3 separate regions of the Homo sapiens genome follow, and regions 2 and 3 are each linked to region 1. Evidence: chromatin contacts called from ENCODE Hi-C or POLR2A ChIA-PET data. All regions are on one chromosome and are shown on one strand. Each heading gives the region's core, a stretch centred on a gene start or an enhancer-like site at or near the end of the contact. The rest is flanking DNA. Distances are from core to core; before and after follow the strand shown.

Evidence for each region. A loop is a pair of places that touch in the nucleus more often than their neighbours do. ChIA-PET counts read pairs that join two places held with the same protein, here RNA polymerase II (POLR2A). Pooled maps may share reads with other maps.
Region 2: a pooled map shows a loop between it and region 1 (12-fold over the local background). The contact joins the enhancer-like site here to the promoter of POR in region 1. A Hi-C loop is called at or near these places in 1 of 37 single-sample maps with no recorded cell type and 3 of 50 pooled maps. POLR2A ChIA-PET finds 5 or more read pairs at or near these places in 4 of 52 experiments (GM12878, H1, MCF 10A and 1 more).
Region 3: a loop to region 1 is called in a map of CD4-positive, alpha-beta memory T cell, with 25 times the contacts of the local background. The contact joins the enhancer-like site here to the promoter of POR in region 1. A Hi-C loop is called at or near these places in 1 of 168 maps with a recorded cell type or tissue (CD4-positive, alpha-beta memory T cell) and 10 of 50 pooled maps. POLR2A ChIA-PET finds 5 or more read pairs at or near these places in 3 of 52 experiments (MCF 10A, PC-9 and activated B cell).

Annotation. Positions count from the first base shown.
Region 1 is chr7:75,913,660-75,916,946 of GRCh38, forward strand. It overlaps POR (cytochrome p450 oxidoreductase), which reads left to right and starts at 1,496. Exons shown (of 16, transcript NM_001395413.1): 1 at 1,496-1,520. It overlaps MIR4651 (microRNA 4651), which reads left to right and starts at 1,538; the gene lies at 1,538-1,610. LOC124901680 (a long non-coding RNA gene) reads left to right here. Exons shown (of 2, transcript XR_007060393.1): 2 at 637-835. RefSeq lists an enhancer at 904-953 and a silencer at 1,214-1,703.
Region 2 is chr7:75,661,686-75,664,972 of GRCh38, forward strand. All of the region lies in intron 1 of HIP1 (huntingtin interacting protein 1), which reads right to left. Among named protein-coding and RNA genes, the nearest start is that of HIP1, 76 kb to the right of the region's middle. Within about 2 kb of position 1,251, at least 4 of the 41 ENCODE cell types and tissues checked have a DNase peak (open chromatin) inside an H3K27ac peak, as active enhancers do; they include GM12878, where a contact is called at or near this core.
Region 3 is chr7:76,165,809-76,169,095 of GRCh38, forward strand. No RefSeq gene overlaps it. Among named protein-coding and RNA genes, the nearest start is that of SRRM3, 34 kb to the right of the region's middle. Within about 2 kb of position 1,548, at least 2 of the 41 ENCODE cell types and tissues checked have a DNase peak (open chromatin) inside an H3K27ac peak, as active enhancers do.

The sequences.
Region 1 (3,287 bases), core at 246-2,745:
TATATAAATGTTATATTTATGTATTATTTTATAAATTAACTTTTTTTTTTTTGTGAGACGGAGTGTCACTCTGTCGGCCACACTGGAGTGCAGTGGTGTGAACTGGGCTCACTGCAACCTCTGCCTCCGGGGTTCAAGTGGGTCTCCTGCCTCAGTCTCCCCAGTAGGTGGGATTACAGGCACCCGCCACCATGCCCAGCTAATTTTTGTATTTTTAGTAGAGACGGGGTTTTGCCATGTTGGTCAGGCTGGTCTCGAACTCCTGACCTCAGGTGATCCGCCCACCTCAGCCTACCAAAGTTCTGGGATTACAGGCGTGAGCCACCGTGCCTGGGCTATTTTTAAAAGATGGAGAAGGGGCTCTGAGAGAAGTGAGTTGCACAGTGTTGCAAAAGGAATTCACAGCACAGCTAGTAATAATAGTAGTAGTAGTAATAATAACAATGGCGATGAGAACACTTAGTAATGCCGTGCTCTAAATCCTTTAGGAACAAAGGTTATACCACTTAATCTTCATGACCCTGTAAAGTAGAAACCATAGCAGGAGGCAGAGGTGGGCTTCACTCCCCAACCAAGGCTGCCAGACTTTTCAAACCCCAGAAGCTCTCTGTATCCCCCCACTCCTCTTCCATCCAGGGCTTGCCTCCTGCTTGGTCACTTCCCACCCCCAACAGGCCGGCCTTCAAAAGCGAGCTCTAGGCAGCGTGTGGGACCTCACGCCTGTAATCGCAGCGCTTTGAGAGGCCGAGGAGGGAGGATCACTTGAGACCAGTTCGAGACCAACCTGGGCATCATAGCGAGACCGCATCTCTGCAAATAAAATAAAATAAAATTAGCTAGGTGTGGTGGCGCGCCTGTAGTCCCAGCTACTGGGAGGCTGAAGTGGGAGAATCGCCTGAGCACAGGAGTTGAAGGCTGCAGTGAGCTGTGACTGCACCACTGCAATCCAGCCTGGGCGACAGAACGAGACCCTGTCTCTAAAAACAAACGCGCGCCCTCCGCCGTCAGGCTGGATGGAGGGAACCCAGGGAGACGACTTGGGCCTGAAGCCTCGCCAATTTCAGGTGAGGAAACAGGGCCGTGGAGGAGACAATGTGGCGATCACAAGCAAGCGGCGGCCCGAAGGAGGAGGCTAGACCGGCGGGCGCACAGCCACAGTTCTGCAGTGATCCCCGGGAAGGTGGGCAGCCGGCCCGGTGACCTGCAGGGTCCGAGCTGTAGAAGCCGCAGCCGCCGTCTCCAGGCGACTCCGCCACCCCCGGAACCACGCACTTTCATTTCTCTGCCGGGCGACCCAGCCGAGCCGCGAGGGGGCGTGGCCGGGCCGGGCCGTACCAAGAGCGCAAATTTGCAGGGGGAAGCGCGGGGCTCCGGGAATGCACGCGCGGCTCGAGTGGGCGGGGCGGCGGCCCAATGGCCACGCCCCCACCCCCGCGGCCGGCGAAGGCGGTGGTAGCGCCTCAGTGGTGTGGGCCTGAGCCCTGCCCAGGTGCCCGCAGAGAGCAGCCGGGCTGCCAGCGGTGAGTGCTATCTTTCGCGGCGACGGCGGGGTGGGTGAGGTCGGGCCCCAAGACTCGGGGTTTGCCGGGCGCCTCAGTTCACCGCGGCCGCCTGGCTCTCTGCGTCGGGGTGGGCCCTCGGGCCTGGGCACTGCGCGTCTGGCCCGACGCTCGGGCGGAAGGCATGGCTCCCACCCCGGCCCTCCTCCGCGTCGCCCTTCCCCTAGAGCTGATCTCCCGCGGCGGCCTGAGGGTCGACTTTTCCACAGCTTGGGCCGAGAGAGCCCGGCAGGCCCTCGGCTGAGGGTTAGGGCTCGGTATCTCAGGGCTCGGGGTCCAGTCCCCGCGCCGCCGCCCCCCACGGGCTAAGCCACTTTAACTCTCCGAGCCTCAGTTTCCCCATCTGTACGATGAATGGGCCTCGGGAGGCAGCGAATTCTGGGGGTACCTAACGTGAGAGGCGCTCGATGCATGCTCATGGGACCCGAATCTAACCCTGCAGCATCAGGTGGGCTGAGTCGATGGATCACGGGAGCCCCCCAGCCCGGCCTGCATCCCTGAGGGCAGTGCCCCTCGCAGTCAGGTGTCTCGGCGGCCCCCACAACACAGGTACCCGGATCTCCTGGGGGAGCCGGGACACCCTTAGATCGGGGGAGCAATTGGGTAAGAGTTCAAGGTCTCTTGGGCGCCAGGGGGAGGAGAGTAGAGGTTTCAGTGAGCTTGATTGACTTCGACTTTCTGCGTATTGTTTTTCAAAACGAGTTACCCTTGTGTAAACTGGTGACCACTAATAAGGAGTTTGGGGCTGTTTCAATGAAAGTGGCTGTCTCCTCTCTTAAACCCTTAAAGCTGCAGCCTTGCCTTGCCTTGCCTCTGAGCTTGGCCAAGCTGGAGAATGATGCCAGCACAAAAGGAGACAGGACTGGACTGGGTGGCCCTGGTTTGATTCTTGGCAAGCAAGATACCTCCTGGAGCCTCCGTTTTCTGATCAGTGGGTCTGGTAGTAAGACAGCCACCCTGCTCTCCCCACAGGGTTGAGATTCTGAGGATCAAGACAGGGTCCCAGAGAGTGGCATCGAGAACTTTAATCCTCCTTGTAAGCAGAACGTTTATGGAACCCTCTGGGGGATCCAGTATCCCCACCGTTGTTCACTGCTGTAATTCCTTGGGTCTTGCTTTATGGAGAAGGCATTGATTCATTAACCATTTGCAAGTTCTACCTACGGAAATCCCTTTTGAGTGGTTATGGGGTTGGCTTGGTCAGGAGAACAGCTCCAAAGGCCCAGTTAGTAAACCAGGGAACCCAGAAAGGTCCACTTCCTTTTTTTTGGGAGGAGGGCTGTTTTAGGAGTTCTTATTTTCCTTTTAAGAGAGTGGTTTTTGAGCTACTTATGACCTTCATGCCATCTAATGTTGGAAACTTTCGCTGAGCAGATAGCTTATTATAAAAAGTATTTGTACAACATCCGCATTTCAGAGAATGGGATGCTAGCTGCCAGTTGCGTGGTGGTGTGGAAACTTAGGAGTGATCTTAATTTTCCAAAATTCTTCAGGTCTAGCACTTGAAGAAATAATAGGTAGATTTGAAATGAAACAACCCAGGGATATTCCTGAAAACAGCAGCATTGACCGCAGCCAATGTAAATCAGGTGTGGATCGTCCTGGGTAGTAGGAGTTTATAAATGCCACAGAGGATGTTTGCTGCCAGACATACCTGAATTTTAGGACCTGCTGTTGGTTAACTCTGGGTTGATCCACCCTTAACCCCTTGAAAATCAGAATCTGTGT
Region 2 (3,287 bases), core at 1-2,500, 250 kb before region 1:
GCAGGGAATGGGGAGCAAAAGGTGCTACAAGTGCTGTTAGGTCCTGATGTCATCTTGGGGGCAGCTACAGCAGAGTAACGCAGGCCTAAGTCCAAATGTGTGCCTTGGAGCCACTGGGGGAGGATGGGCAGTGGGAGGTGGTGAGAGGGATTTCTCTTTGGGAAAGGCTGGTGGTGAAGGGCAGGGAGTCACAGGAAGTTCCCCAAGAGTGTGGAAAAATCCAGAGGAGGCAATCAGGCTTTTAAGGATGGAGAAGATTTGCATATGGTGGGAGGCAGAAGGAACGGAGTGAAGAGGAAGCGCAATGGGAGAGAGATGGATGAGTGGACAGGGTCTCTGAGGAGGGGTGGACTGGAGAGTGGGTGCGTGAGTGAGCCACAAGGGGTGAAGGTGGAGGGGAGGGAGGAGGGGAAGGAGGGGGCGTAGCTGGCGATGTCATGGGGGATGAAATCAGAGATGATGAGGAGGCTCACACTGGAGGGTCTCCACTATTTTTGTTTGTTTGTTTGTTTGTTTGAGACAGGTTCTTGTTCTGTCACCCAGGATGGACCACAGTGGTGCGATCACAGCACATGGCAGCCTGGAACTCCTGGGCTCCAGTAACCCTCCCACCCCAGCCTCCCGAGTAGCTGGGAGTACAGACCTGCACCACCACGCCCAGCTATTTTATTTGGTAAAGATGAGGTCTTGCTATGTTGTCCTAGCTGGTCTCAAACTCCTGGTCTCAAGCAATCCTCCTACCTGGGACTCCCCCAGTGCTCAGACTACAAGTGTGAGCCACCATGCCTGGCTGGAAAGAGGCTTTTATTTATTTTATTTTATTAACTAATTTATTTTTGAGACAGCGTCTCGCTCTGTCGCCCAGGCTGGAGTGCAGTTGCGTGATCTCAGCTCACTGCAACCTCCCTCTCCCAGGTTCAAGTGACTCTCCTGCCTCAACTTCCCTAGAAGCTGGGATTACAGGCACACACTACCATGCCTGGCTAATTTCTGTATTTTTAGTAGAGACGGGATTTCACCATGTTGGTCAGTCTTGTCTCGAACTCCTGACCTCAAATGATCCATCCTCCTCAGCCTCCTGGAGTGAGCCACGGTGCCTGGCCTGGAAAGAGGTTTTTAAAGGTTAGAGGACACGAGGGCCTGTTTTTAAGCTGAGAGGAGGAATAATTATTGAAGATATGAAAGAGAATGGGGACAGGGACAGAGCAAGTTCTCAGAGGACACCAGCACAGGTGGCTAAGATCCGAGCTGCTTCCTGCAGCGTCACCACACCGGCGACCCATGCTGAGGCTTCCTCAATGAAAATCCCCACCTTTTTTCTACATGAACTGCTGCAAGCCACAGTTGCCCATCTGATATTTGCATGCCTGTGAGTTTCAGATGTAACTACAAGAATTTACACTTATCCTAATTACGTTTCATAAACTGTCTTTATGATCATCTGTTCTGGTACAACGACCAAGAAAACATTCAGTGGGTGGTTTGGCAAGTTCTGTTTTGAATCAGCTGTGCACCAGGTGTGTGCCAGGCCAGTAGGAAGATCCCGGACAGCGTCTTTGCTCTCCAGATGTCTGTAGTGTAAGTGGGAAGGAAAACTCAAAGACAGATCATTTAAACAAATATAATGTCCAGACCAGGAGGGGTGGCGTACACCTATAGTCCCAGCTACTCAGGAGGCTGAGGTGGGAGGATCGCTGGAACCTAGGCAGTCAAGGCTGCAGTGAGCTATGATTGCACCACTGCACTCCAGCCTGGGTGACAGAGTGTGTCATCCTGGCGGCACTGCTCCTACCCCTACAGCAGGCGAGGCGGACTGATGTAGGAGGCAGATGGTCAATTCAGGGTGTTTGCCAGGGGACAGGAGCAGATCTGAGTTTTTGATGCATCACTGACCTCTGTGCAGGGACAGCTCTGAGGATGGCCAGGGTGGAGACTGGGATCAGTGAAGAGGGTACTGCCAGTTCTGGGTGTACTAGATGAGTCCTGACCATGAGCAGTGAAAATAGGAAAGAGATGAGAGAACAGAGCCGCCAGGGAGTATTTAGGAGGTAAAACCCAGCAGGAGACGGGAATGGAAGGGAGTGGGAGGGGAGTGGAGTAGTGAGTGATAATTTGACTTCTAGTTTTCTGACTCAGCTAATCAGTAGAGCAACGGTCCTGCTAAGGCAAGATTACAGGGGATCAGAACACAGGGAGGTGTCAGCCTCTAGCAGGGGAACAGCTACCTTCCATTATTTTATGTATGTGTGTATATATATATATACACATATATGTGTATATATATATACACATATATGTGTATATATATACACATATATGTGTATATATATACACATATATGTGTATATATATACACATATATGTGTATATACACATATATGTGTATATACACACACATATACACACATATGTGCATACATACATGTATGCATATATGCACACACATGTGTGTACATACATACATGTATGTGTGTATATTTACATACATATATGTACATACATATATACACACATATACATATGTATATATACATATATTGTGTGTGTATACATACACATACTATATACACACATATATGTATACATACATATATACACACATATATGTATGTATATATGTATGTATATGTATACATACACATGCATATATATGTGTGTATGTATACGTATACATACATATATACACATACATATGTGTATGTATACGTATACATACATATATACACATACATATGTGTGTGTATACATATACATACATATATACACATACATATGTGTGTGTGTATACGTATACACACATATATACACATACATATATATGTATGTGTATGTATACGTATACATACATATATACACATACATATATATGTATGTGTATGTATACGTATACATACATATATATATGTATAGGGAGAGAGAGAGAGAGAGAGAGACAGGCAGACGGACAGACAAAGTCTTGCTCCATTGCTCCATTGCCCAGGCTGGAGTGCAGTAGTACAATCTCGGCTCACTGCAACCTCTGCCTCCCAGGTTCAAGCAATTCTCATGCCTCAGCTTCCTGAGTAGCTGGGATTACAAGCATGCACCACCACGTCCGACTAATTTTTGTATTTTTAGTAGGGTTGGGATTTCACCATATTGGCCAGGCTGGTCTTGAACTCCTGGCCTCAAGTGATCTGCCTGCCTTGGCCTCCCAAAGTGCTGGGATTACGGGCGTGAGCCATCATGCCCAGTCCAGATACTTTCCATTTCAACAGAGGGAAAGAAGAGACTAATTTGGGCTCAAA
Region 3 (3,287 bases), core at 298-2,797, 250 kb after region 1:
ATGGGTCCTGCTTTCTGGCCTCTCCTCTCTTACCCCTGGGCTGATCACCCTGGGAAGAACTAAGCCAAGGTTTCTCACCCTCAGGTCCGAGGGGTTCAATTAACGGGCCCTTAGGGAGGTGCGAGCCTCCTGAAACGATGCAAGGTGCCTGGCCTAATTTTTATATTTTTAGTAGAGATGGGGTTTCACCATATTGGCCAGGCTGGTCTCGAGTTCCTGACTTCAAGTGATCGGAATGCCTCGGGCACACAAAATGTTGGAATTACAGGCGTGAGCCAACGCGCCCGGCCAGCCCTATTTATTTAAGCCTATACATTTTGCACTTGTTAAAAGTATTTGAACATACAATTACCATGTTTTCTTTAAGCGGTCCCTCCCTGTTGCACACTTGGATAGTTTATTTTTTTAGACAAGGTTTACTTCAGTCTCGCAGGATAGAGTGCTGTGATGGGATCATAGCTCATTGCAGCCTTGAACCTTGGGGTTCAAGTATCTGGGAAGCTGAGGAGGGACTACAGAGATGGAGTCGCGCCATGTTGCCCAGGCCGCTCTTTAACTCCTGGCCTGAAGGGATCCTTCCGCCTCGGCGGAGCCCGGACATAGTTTTCTAGTTTTGACCCACAGAAACACTGTGCTGGGTCGGAGTTTGTCAACTACCCTTCTCCAGCCAGCAACACACAGAACATGGCGGGGAAGTCACGGTCACCAGGCTCCAAACCGAGGAGAAAACAGCCCAGCTCCAGGCACTGTAGCGTCACTGTGACATCGCCGAAGGCCGGCGCTATTACGTCGCCGGAAGGCCCGCGCCTGTGACGTCAGCGGAGGCGCGCCCCTTCTGTAGAACCAATCGGAACTCGAGGCGCGGCGGCTGGGTATTCCAGGAGAGCGCATGCGCAGACGCGTGGCCACAGACTGCCGGTCAGTGTCAGTAGGCGGCGGGTTAGTGTCCGCAGGCTCCGACTCGGCCGCCGACACCAATAAGCTACAAGGACGAGCTTTACCACTGCCTGTACTACTGCTACCTGCGCGACTTCCCAGCCTGCGGCGTAGGGCGCAGCAAGGGCCTGACGCTGAGCGAGTAGGCGCTGCGCACCAAGCGGCTGTGGCCCGGAGGGCACTGTCGGGCAGAAGCTCCTCAGTGGCCACCACAAGCCCGCTAGCTCCGGCTACAGCCCTTGCCGCACACTCGCGTCACCTGAGCCTGTGTAGGTGCGCCCCCCCAACTCCTCCCCCAGCCAGGTCCCGGGGACACCGGCAGCGTCCCCCACCGCCCGGCGCCGCTCATTCTGGGCAGGATCGGCCCCGTCTGAGGCTACACCGCATTAGGGAGCTGCACCCCTCGGCTTGACCTCTCATGGCCTTTGCAACAACATCAAAGCCTTTGGAACTTTGTAGGGGGTACGAGGGGCTAGGAAACCAAGAAAACATCTCTTTAAAAATATAAGCGATCGGGCCGGGCACGGTGGCTCACGCCTTTAATCCCAGCACTTTGGGAGGCCGAGACAGGTGGATCACGAGGTCGGAAATTCAAGACCATCCTGGCCAGCATGGTGAATGCCGTCTATACTAAAAATAAAAAATTAGCCGGGCGTGGTGGCGGGCACATGTAATACCAGCTATTCGGGAGGCTGAGGCAGAGGCAGAGAATTGCTTGAACCCGGGGGGCGGCGGCTGCAGTGAGCCGAGATCGCGCCACTGCACTCCAGCCTGGGCGACAGACCGAGACTCCAACTAAAAAAAAAAAAATATATATATATATATATATATATATATATATATATTTGGAGCCCGGGAGGTTGAGGTTACCGTGAGCTGAGATTACGCCACTGCACTTCAGCCTGGGTGACAGAGGGAGACCATGTCTCTAAAAAAAATTACATGTGAGTGAGAGCTTTTCTTCCAGTGCTCATGCTCAGACTGAAGAAAGTAATTGGGCCGGCCTGGTAACTCACGCCCTTAATCCTAGCACTTTGGGAGGCCGAGGTGGGCAGATCCCTTGAGCTCAGGCGTTCCAGACTAGCTTGAGCAACATGGTGAAATTCGGTCTCTACAAAAATACAAAAAATTAGCTGGGCGTCGTGGTGGGCGCCTGTAGTCCCAGCTACTCAGGAGGCTGAGGCAGGAGAATGGTGTGAACCCGGGAGGCAGAGCTTGCAGTGAGCCGAGATCGCGCCATTGCACTCCAGCCTGGGCGACAGAGTGAGACTCCATCTCAAAAAAAAGAAAATGGAAACTTTTGCCAGTGATTCCCTTCCTTCAAACTAATGATAAGGAAATGACGCTGTTCTGTTTTGTTTTCTTTTTGCATGTTTTTTTTTCTTTTTTGAGAGAGGGTCTTGCTCTGTTGCCCAGGCTGGAGTGAGGTGGCGCAATCATGGCTCACTGCAGCCTCGACCTCCCAGACTCAAGCAATCCTTTCCCCAGCCTCCCAAGTAGCTGAGACTGCAGGTGTTTACTACCACAGTTGGCTAATTTTTGTATTTTTTGTAGAGACAGGGTTTCACCATGTTGCCCAGGGTGGTCTCAAACTCCTGGGCTCAGCTATCCTCTACCCTCGGCCTCCCAAAGTGCTGGGATTACAGGCGTGAGCCACTGTACCTGGCTGATGCTGTTCTTTTCAAATGCATATTTACTTTTTTTTTTTTTTTTTTTTTTTTTGAGATGGAGTCTCACTCTGTCTCCCCAGCTGGAGTGCAGTGGTGCAATCTTGGCTCACTGCAGCCTGGTCTTGAACTCCTGACCTCAGATGATCCACATGCCTTGGCATCCCAAATTGCTGGGATTACAGGTGTGATCCACCACACGTGACGATTTTGCTCATTTTAGATACTAGAACTTGTTAATTAAAAAAATATATATATTTTTTGAGCTGGAGTGCAGTGGCATGATCTCGGCTCACTGCCACCTCCGCCTCCTGGGTTCAAGTGATTCTCCTGCCTCAGCCTCTCGAGTAGCTGGGACTACAGGCACATGCCACCATGCCCAGCTAATTTTTGTATTTTTAGTAGAGACAGGGTTTCGCCATGTTGGCCAGGATGGTCTTGATCTCTTGACCTCATGATCCACCTGCCTCGGCCTCCCAAAATGCATGAGCCACTGCGCCCAGCCAAAAAAAAATTTTTTTTTGAGGCAAAATCTCACTCTGTCATGCAGGCTGGAGTACAGTGGCACAGTCACAGCTCACTGCAGCCTCGACTTCCTTGACTCAGGTGATTCTCCCACCATAGTCTCCAAGTATCTGGGACTACAGGTACACGCCAGCACACCTGGCTAATTTTTGTTTGTTT